Regions from separate parts of the Homo sapiens genome. Here region 2 is linked to region 1. Evidence: chromatin loops called from intact Hi-C (ENCODE). Cell type or tissue: heart left ventricle. All regions are shown on one strand.

Evidence for each region. A loop is a pair of places that touch in the nucleus more often than their neighbours do. Peaks named below come from ENCODE experiments on the same cell type or tissue, not always from the same donor. Only the 100,000 strongest peaks of a DNase experiment are listed, where the experiment ranks them.
Region 2: it touches region 1 in a loop (3-fold over the local background); 11 of 110 quality-filtered maps call a loop at or near these places.

The regions. Positions count from the first base shown.
Region 1 is chr3:142,985,361-142,990,360 of GRCh38, forward strand. All of the region lies in intron 2 of PAQR9-AS1 (PAQR9 antisense RNA 1), which reads left to right. Among named protein-coding and RNA genes, the nearest start is that of U2SURP, 14 kb to the right of the region's middle. In heart left ventricle, a CTCF peak has its summit at 1,916 (motif pointing left); no DNase peak of the experiment used is centred here; H3K27ac peaks cover 1,151 bases.
Region 2 is chr3:142,854,728-142,859,727 of GRCh38, forward strand. All of the region lies in intron 2 of PCOLCE2 (procollagen C-endopeptidase enhancer 2), which reads right to left. Among named protein-coding and RNA genes, the nearest start is that of PCOLCE2, 32 kb to the right of the region's middle. In heart left ventricle, a CTCF peak has its summit at 2,483; a DNase peak (open chromatin) is centred at 2,468; H3K27ac peaks cover 900 bases.

The sequences.
Region 1 (5,000 bases):
CTCATGTTATATTCCTTTTGGACAGAGCTGATCTAAAAAAGTGCAGGGAAAAGGTTGAGAGGGGCACCAGGTCAAAGCAGGGCTGAGGATTATGAAGATAAAAGGCACTTTGGAAATGATGGCCTCACATTGCTACATTTTGGTCCCAGGTGGTATTTGGCCTTATCTCAGCTTGATGGGGAGAACTGTCATGGGCTCTGCCAAGGCACTGGGGTTCCAGCCCAGAAAGCGGTCAGGTAGAGGGGTGGAGGAGTGATGCAGAGGGCCTTGTTATGAGGATAGTTCAGGACTTTCCCAGGTTCTTTTTTCCCTCATTAAAATGTACTTCTCCCTCTAGTCTTAACTTGGCTAATAATACCTTAACATTTTACCCCTTTTTATAGTAAAGTTTGGCCTGATTAAGACAAGCCCTTCTCTTAAACACATGAAAAGGTGCTCAACTCACTTATAATAAGAAAAACACAAAGCAAAATATAAGGACATACCATTCTTCACCTAGCGGACTGGCCAAGATTAAAAAAAAAAAAATCAGGTTCAAACGATGTGGGGCAAGGTATGGGAAGACAAGGGGTTGGGAATTTGATTGGCACAACCTTTATGGAAGACAAATCGGCAGTGTCTGTGACAACTTTAATTGTGTATATCCTCTGACTAAATCCCAGTATTTATCCTACAGAAATACACATTGCAAAATGATATATGTAAAAGGGCATCCATTGCAGTAGTGTTTACAAAAGTAAGAGACTGGAGTCAATTTAAATGTCAATTTATAGAGACTGATTAAATAAATTATGGGTATCATTTCAATCAAATTATAAAATAATGTAACTTTAATAGCAGACAACTGCTAACAATAATAAGACAGGTCTCTATGTCAGATGTAGAAGGATCTCTAAATTATTGGTAAGTTTAGAAAAAGAAAAAGAAAGTAACAACCATGTATGTAGCACACTGCCATTTCTGTGGGGGCAAAAAACTCAATATATTTGCTGACATATATTTACAAGTGTATCGATTTTTTTTTTGAAGGATATATAAGAAATCAGTAACAGTGGTAACTTCCAAGGAGGGCAAATGCATTGTAGGGAGAAGGCCGACTCTATCTCTCACTGTATACTATTTTGTACCTTTAAAATTTTATGATATAAATATATTACCCACCAAATAAAATGAAATAAGACATTTTAAAACTTCTCTTTATGTATGAATTTCCTCTTATCACAACTCCATAAAGTGTCTTTGCCTGCACTTCACGATACAGCTCTTCCTGCTGCTGCAACTGTTTTTGCTTCCTAGAGACTCGGAATTACTATCTTTCCACTTAGTAACTGAAAAAAAATTGTATTCATTTATTTGATTGTCAAGTACAGTATCTGGATTTACCAGTTTTTAGGTTTCAAGAATTATTTTTTCCCTCTACTTTGTCTTTTTCTTCATGCTTAAATGTTTATCATTAAGTTCATCAAAGTATTTTTCTAAAATATTTACATTTAAAATGCACATTTCGGCTGGGCATGGTGGCTTACCCCTGTATTCCAGCACTTTGGGAGGCCTAGGTGGGTGGATCACCTGAGGTCTGGAGTTCGAGACCAGCCTGGCCAATATGGTGAAACCCCATCTCTACTAAAAACACAAAAAAGTAGCCGGGCATGGTGGTGGGCGCCTATAATCCCAGCTACTTGGGAGGCTGAGGCAGGCAGGAGAATCACTTGAACCCAGGGCAGGGGGAGCCGGGGGGAGGCGGAGGTTGCAGTGAGCCAACATCACGCCATTGCACTCCAGCCTGAGCAATAAGAGCAAAACTCTGTCTCAAAAGAAAAAATAAAAGCACATTTCTCTTATTCTTTGACATTCTCTTGTAATATACATTTCAGTTACATGAAATTGAAAGACAACCAAATGCAATGTGCCCTCTAGTGGTTAAAGAAAATAATTTACAATCCACCTCTCCTGAGCCAAATACACAGATCAAATGTAATTTTTCAAAGCCTACATTCAGTTATGTGGATAACTTAATTGGTTATTTCAGTGTGGCTTTTGTCCTCTTATGAAAACATGGCATATCAAAAAAATTGTCCATCTTATAAAATAATCATTTTTCTCTATTTGCAAAAACAAAAAAAGTATTGACCTATTTACCTGTTTGTTGAATAAACAATATATTAAAATAGACCAAAGAATGGGGAGTGAAAAGTAAATTTCCTCCCACCCCTGACCCTCAGAAGCTAAAGATGGCTTTCCTAGTGGCAAGCACAGTTGCCAGTTTTTAAATAAATATATTGTGTATATGCATAAACAAATACACGTTATATTAGTTATCTACTGCTACGTAGCAGATTACCCAGAACTTAGTGGCTCAAAACAACAAACATTTATTATCTCACATTTTCTGTGGGTGAGGAATGCAGCAGCTTAGCTAGGCCCCCAGCGCTGGGGCTTTCCCAAGGATGTAGTCAAGCTGTCAGCTGGTGCTGCAGTCAGCTCATGTCTCAGCTCGGGAGGATCTGCTGTCAGGCTCTCTCAAGGGGTTCTTGGCAGGATTTAGTTCCTCACACGTTGTTGGGCCGAGGGCCTCATTTCTTCACTGGCTTTTGGCCTGAGGCTTCCCTCAGTTTCTTGTTACACGGTCCTCTCCATAGGACACCTCACAGCATGACAGTTGGCTTCATCGAGTAAATAAGAGAGAAGAGCCAGAAAAGGCAAGCAAGACTAGAAGCCAAAGTTTCTTGGTAACCTAATTTCGGAAGTGATATCCTATCACATTTGCTGTGTTCTGTTTGTTAGAAGCAAATTCCTGGGTTGAACCATATTTAAGGGGAGAGGATTAAATAAGGGCATGGGCACCAGGAGTAGGAGATCACCGGGGGCCATCTTAGAAGCTGCCTGCCACACAGTTGTATATGATATATCTATAGATGCCTTAAAAAAAAAAACTTAAGGTTCTGTACCTTGCTTTTGTCATGTGATAGTGTATCTTGGAGCAAGTTCTAAGTCAGTACAGAAAGATCTCCCTCATTCTTCTAACAGTGGCATAGCATTTCAGCCCCCACCTCTACAGAGAGCATTCTTCGGGCATGCCATACCAAACCTTCTTAAGAGTCCCACATTGAGAAAAATTTTGCAATCTACTCATCTGACAAAGGGCTAATATCCAGAATCTACAATGAACTCAAACAAATTTACAAGAAAAAAACAACACCATCAAAAAGTGGGCAAAGGATATGAACAGACACTTCTCAAAAGAAGACATTTATGCAGCCAAAAGACACATGAAAAAATGCTCATCATCACTGGCCATCAGAGAAATGCAAATCAAAACCACAATGAGATACCATCTCATACCAGTTAGAATGGCAATCATTAAAAAGTCAGGAAACAACAGGTGCTGGAGAGGATGTGGAGAAATAGGAACACCTTTACACTGTTGGTGGGACTGTTAACTAGTTCAACTACTGTGGAAGTCAGTGTGGCAATTCCTCAGGGATCTAGAACTAGAAATACCATTTGACCCAGCCATCCCATTACTGGGTATATACCCAAAGGATTATAAAACATGCTGCTATAAAGACACATGCACACGTATGTTTATTGCAGCACTACTCACAATAGCAAAGACTTGGAACCAAGCCAAATGTCCAACAATGATAGACTGGATTAAGAAAATGTGGCACATATACACCATGGAATACTATGCAGCCATAAAAAATGATGAGTTCATGTCCTTTGTAGGGACATGGATGAAGCTGGAAACCATCATTCTCAGCAAACTCTCGCAAGGACAAAAAACCAAACACCGCATGTTCTCACTCATAGGTGGGAATTGAACAATGAGAATACATGGACACAGGAAGGGGAACATCACACACCGGGGCCTGTTGTGGGGTAGGGGGAAGGGGGAGGGATTAGCATTAGGAGATATACCTAATGTTAAATTAAGAGTTAATGGGTGCAGCACACCAACATGGCACATGTATACATATGTAACAAACCTGCACGTTGTGCACATGTACCCTAAAAACTTAAAGTATAATAAAAAAAAAAATAAAATGAAAGAAAGAAAAAAAGTGATTGCCGTTTTGCCATTACTTTCAATGGGAAAACCGCAATCACATCTGCACCAGTGTAATATCACTTTATCACGACAGTTTTGAAATAAGCTGAGAATAATTTTGATTTTATTTTTACAAAAAGGCAAGTAGAGCCTTGTGGATGCTTGATGACAATAATCTTTGAATATTAGTAATGTCAATATTAGTTGACATTAATAACGTGTTCAATGCCACATTTTTGAGTACATTTTCATTGGTTTCTAAGAAGAAATAGGTTATAGATTTAATGATTTTTGTACATGAAAGGGAAAAATTTTACTGCTTGTTAGAATTATAATACTTTTAATTTAAAAAAGTCCCATATTGATGGATATTAAGGGCATTTTTGGTCTTTTGCTGCACACCTTCTTTACCTATGTGAGAGTGCATCTAGAAGGTAAATTCCTACAAGCAGAATTGCTGGGTTAAAGGGTATGAGCACTTCACATTTTGACAGCTATGGCCAAATAGACATTCAAGGGAGGTTGTACCAATTTATTTTCCAACTATGAAGTATAAGAATTGTCTGCTTACCCATAGTTTCTTTTCTTTTTTTTTTTTTTTAGACCGAGTTGCGCTCTTGTCGCCGAAAATGCAGTGCAATGGCATGATCTCGGCTGACTGCAACCTCTGCCTCCTGGGTTCAAGCGATTCTCCTGCCTCAGCCTCCCAAGTAGCTGGAACTATAGGTGTGTGCCACCACGCCTGGCTAATTTTTGTATTTTTAGTAGAGACAGGGTTTCACCATCTTGGCCAGGCTGTTCTCGAACTCCTGACCTCATGATCCACCAGCCTTGGCCTCCCAAAGTGCTGGGATTACAGGAGTGAGCCACTGCGCCCGGCCCACCCACAGCTTCTTGAAGCATTTTTCCACAAGTTTTAATGAAAAAGGAAATGAGAAATCACAGGAGA
Region 2 (5,000 bases), 130 kb before region 1:
CCACTGCACTTAGAATAAAATCTTCACCTTAATTATAGTTCACACACTTAGTGAACATCAGGTGCCAGGTATTTTTCTATGCACTATATACGTATCATTTCATTTAATCCCTTACAGCAACCCTATGAAGTTGATATTATTATTGGCCCAACTTTATAGTTTACAGATGAAGAAACTGAGGCACAGAGAGGTTAAGACACTGCATGATATATCCCCTTATCTCTCATCTTTCTCCTTCAAGCAACAACTTGGCTGTCATGCCACTTTTCTGTTCAAGGAGCCCTCCGAGCTGGTTCCCACCTAAGGGCCTTTGCACAGCCTGGTCCTCTGCCTGGCACAGCCTTCTCCCTGATATACACGGGTCTCACTCCACCTCATCATCTAGGTCAGCTCAAGAGTCACTGTTTCAGAGAAGCCTATCCTGAGCACCCCTGGTCACTTAGATCACACAGCCCTCTTATTTCTTCACAGATTATTTATCATCTGTCTCACTATCAGAATGTAAGCTACAGAGAACAGTTGGTCTGTGGGTCTACAGTTTGTCCAATGCTTTGGCTACTATGAGTACTCAGAAAATATTCATTGAATAAATGACTGCGATCCTTATAATCTTAAAATAATAGTGCAGGCCATGACTCCTATTACTAGCACATACTTTTATATAAAAATGTAAACTCACAAGTACAGGGCAAGTATTATTAAGATCCTTACGGGGAGGAAGAAATGGCTGACAGCGGTTATGATGACTTGCCTAAGGCCACCCAGAAAGACAATGGCAGAACTCAGGTCACCAGACTTCCACCTTGCTGTGTTTTTCCATGACCTGACTGTGGCAGAGGCTGAGGAGATGCTCCCAAACCTTGTTTCTTCTCAGGTCACACATGGAGTCGACATTTCCCAGCCTCTCTTGCAGTTAAGTTGGGGCCATGAGTCTGGGTCCTGGTCAATGGAATGTAGATGAAAGTGATGCACCCATTACCTCCAGGCCTAGCCATAAGACACCCAGTGCAATCCTTTTGGAGTTCTCTTTTTGCTCTAAGGAGGGGATTCAGTAGAAGAAAAGTGGAGGTGTTGGAAGACAGCAGAGCCACACAGGAGAAGAGAGAGCTGCCCAGAACAGCCCTCCCACTGCACTGGACGGTGAAGGGAACAAGAAACAGCCATTTATTGGGTTAGGCCACTGAGACTGGGGAAGTTGTTTGTTAGAGCAGTTTTGCACTTTGTGTTAATTACCCTGATTAACAAATGGATAGTGACATTCACCAGGTGTCCTTACCCAGCACCTCTGTGGCAGGTAACTGTATAGACACCTTTGTTGTTTGGGGTTCCTACAGGCTCTCTAGGAATCAACAGTGTGACGTGGCCACCAAGCAAGCCAACACAGGCTGTGTGAATAGTAAGGGAGACATCAGCTTTGCCTAACTGTATACTGCTTGGAGTACCATGGGCTGAATTCAGGTCAAAGCACCTCACTTTCGAGTAGACGTAGATGATTTGGAGCAACCACAAAGGGGAGAAAATTCAGAATCATCGAGGCACATACTGTAATTTCCATGGCCTCTGCAAAAGTGTAACTAGGCCCTCGAGCCCCTGTTATCACCTCTGAGTTATCACCGCTGAGTCCTTTACCTGTGGCTGGTCAGTTGGGGTGAGAGGCAACCAGCAGCCACTAGTACTTCTTAAGCTGAATGAAGACTTGGCTACAAAACGAACAAGACAGGACTTCAGGTTATGCCTCTTGTGCAAATGCTGCCTAAGCATGAAGATGTTCGAAAGATCCCAGCTGCGAACAGGCCCTTCGGCATTGGGAGGGTGTTCAGACTGAAGTCTGCCAAGTGGAAAGGCAAATGGGAAAAACGTGAAGGGACAACAAAGCCGAACCCACAGAAGCAGGAAGGCTAAGGTAGATGCAGCAGGATGAGGAGACAGGCAATCGTGCCAAGAGCTGTCGCATTAGGTTTTGGCTGGGGAAAGAGATAACGTTGAAAACGAAGAGTATTCCTTTTCACAGACATTTGTCTTGCAGTTTTCCTTTGGCCAGTGATACCCTGAGATCCTACTGTGGACATAAGTGGTGGCAAATCTTCTGAGCAAGTTATACATTCCTCATCCATGTTCTTGAGAAAACTGGAAATTCACTACTCAGTTTTTCTCTAAACAGGAGCTTTTTTTTTTTTTTTTAGCCATTTGCTCCTGAAAGGGTTTACAGCAAAAATTTTTAAAAAGCATTACCAAATAATAAGATAAAGAGCTGTGGATACACACGGAGCAATAAATTTCAGAAACACTCTAGGCAAGAGCATCCAGGATATTCTATATACTCTATAGTAAGTAAGAGTCTCCATTTCCCAATCTATCGTATGTGTGCAATGAACCTGTACTTTCCCATGCTTCCTACTGAACCAGCTGGTGCGAGCCTGGTGCTTCGGGTGCCTTACCAGGTCTGGCATCAACCACAGCACTGGCACCTCCTGTGGCTGCGAGGAGCAGCAGCAGCAAATGCTTGGAGACTGGAAGGAGTAAATAGCACCTAGTGGCTGAAGCCCAAGCTGTTTCATGTGATCAGTGTGTGTCCTGCCTGCTGTCCTTGAAAGCTGTTAGTTGTGTCAGGAAAGGGTTTGGAAAGGAGAGACAGGTTATCACTGGTTGTCTTTCACATTTAGCCATGTGTTCAAGGAGAACTCCGGGCACTGCATACATGCATGATACACTTCTAGACAAGACCACGGCAAAAGATGGAAGTACTAAGTGAAGCTCTACCAAGCCCATCCTAGATTATTTTAAAGCAACTATTAAGAGTAATATTTCTAAAGTCCTTAAAATGACTATAAAAAAGGGAAAAAAGGTAATATTTCTTTTAAAACAATGAAAAAATCCATGACAAACTGTAAATCATATGTGATGCCCTGGATGACAGGTACACATCAGAACTGTCCAGGACAAATGTGGACACAGGGCCACCCTGGCCTTAGAACATCTAGGCCTCTCCTCTAATGTTTGAAGCTGCCTTGCTGAATCCCAACAACCACAGGTTGAATGAATGAACAGCTGTTGAAGGAATAAAAGAATGAAAGAATAACAGAGGAGCTTCCTATTACCTGCAGAATGAAGTCCAAACTCCTCAGAATCATAGGGTACTGGGCCCACCCCAGGCTAACATTCTGGCCTCATCTACCCCCCAGCCATTTGTGTCTTGGGTATCATTCTGTCCATCCTCAAACACACCTGGCCCCTTTCCTTTCCCACCTCTGTGAGGTCGTATGTAAATTCCCTGCCTGGAATATTCTTTCTTCCCTTCCCAGACTATTGACTTCCACTCCAATTTCAAAGTTGGGGCCAAATACACCTTCTCGAGGAACTCATCCTCTCCCATCCAATTCCTAGACCTGGGGGGATGTTATCTTCCCTCTTTCACCTCCCAGAGCCAGAGCCCACTGTTCCCTCTCCCCTTTGGTGCCTCCTCGGCATCCACAGGTCTCACAGGTGTCTGCAGTGTGCACCTGGCCTTGCAGCTGACTGTGAACCTTGCACAGACAGGAGTGTTCTAGTCATCTTTGTCTGAGTAATTGAACCCACATGCACCTGGCAGCCAGGCATCCAAAAAGCACAATGCAGGTGAAGATGGAGATGGAAAAAAAGTTTCCTATCTTCATATATTTTGGTCTCAGATCTGTGAATAGTTTCGGGATTTTCTTTGCTATTTATTTGTTTTGCAAATCAACAAGTATTAATCAACTACCAGCTGCTGGCACAGCAACATACACACACACATGCGCACACATATATGTGCGTGCGTGTGTGTGCGTGTGTATATCAAACTAGGATAAAACATAAACTCCAAGGGTTCATGTGACCCAGAAGCTGGCAGTGCCTCCCTGGGGTAAGTGGGGGGGTCCCACTAAGACATGTGAGAGATGGCACCAACAGTTTGTTCATATGCCCGTCCCAAGCAGTCTGCTTTGTTATATTCCCTCAGTCCATGTATACAGGATTTTGTGTGTGTGTGTATGTGTGTGTGTGTGTGTGTAAGAGAGAGACAGAGCGAGAGATAGGGTCTTGCCCTGTCACCCAGCCAATTTCTTTACACCTTTGAAAACTGAAACAAAGTACTTAAGTCATTTTAGGGCATTCTTTCAATTCTCCGGAAGTTGTCAACATAAATTAATCCAGAAGATAGACATGATAGGTGGAGATTCCTGGAGAAAAAGCATCCCCAGGCTAAACCACTAGTACATATTGTCTGGCAGATATTCTTAAAGGTAACAGAGATAAAAGCTGAGGGAGACCTTTCCCATTATAGCTAGGAGCCTTTTTGTCATACAACACCCATGTTTTCTTCTTTTTTTTTTTTTAGAGACAGAGTCTGACTCTGTCGCCCAGGCTAGAGTGCAGTGGCATGATCTCAGCTCATTGCAACCTCCTCCTCCTGGGTTCAAATGATTCTCCTGCCTCAGCCTCCCAAGTAGGTGGGACTACAGGTGCCCACTATCATGACCAGCTAATTTTTGTATTTTTAGTGGAGACGGGGTTTCACCATATTGGTCAGGCTGGTCTCGAACTCCTGACCTCAGGTGATCCACCCACCTCAGCTTCACAAAGTGCTGAGATTACAGGCATGAGCCAGCACACCTGGCCCATGTTTTCTTCTCAATGACACATGAATATATATATATATTTTCAAAAACATTTATAGGACAGAACTGACTTCTATGCAATAATCTAAGAAACAAATCTGAAATATTTTCAAGAAAATATCTCCATAATCTGGAATTTCATCTGATAAGTCTTTTATGGGTCAGGAACACAAAATTACACTAATTTTTTCTTTTCTTTCTTGTTTTTTTTTTTTGAGACGAAGTCTCTCTGTGTCATTCAGGCTGGAGTGTGGAGTACAGTGGCGTGATATCGGCTCACTGCAACCTCTGCCTCCCAGGTTCAAGCGATTCCCCTGCCTCAGCCTCCTGAGTAGCTGGGACTACAGGCACACGCCACCACACCTG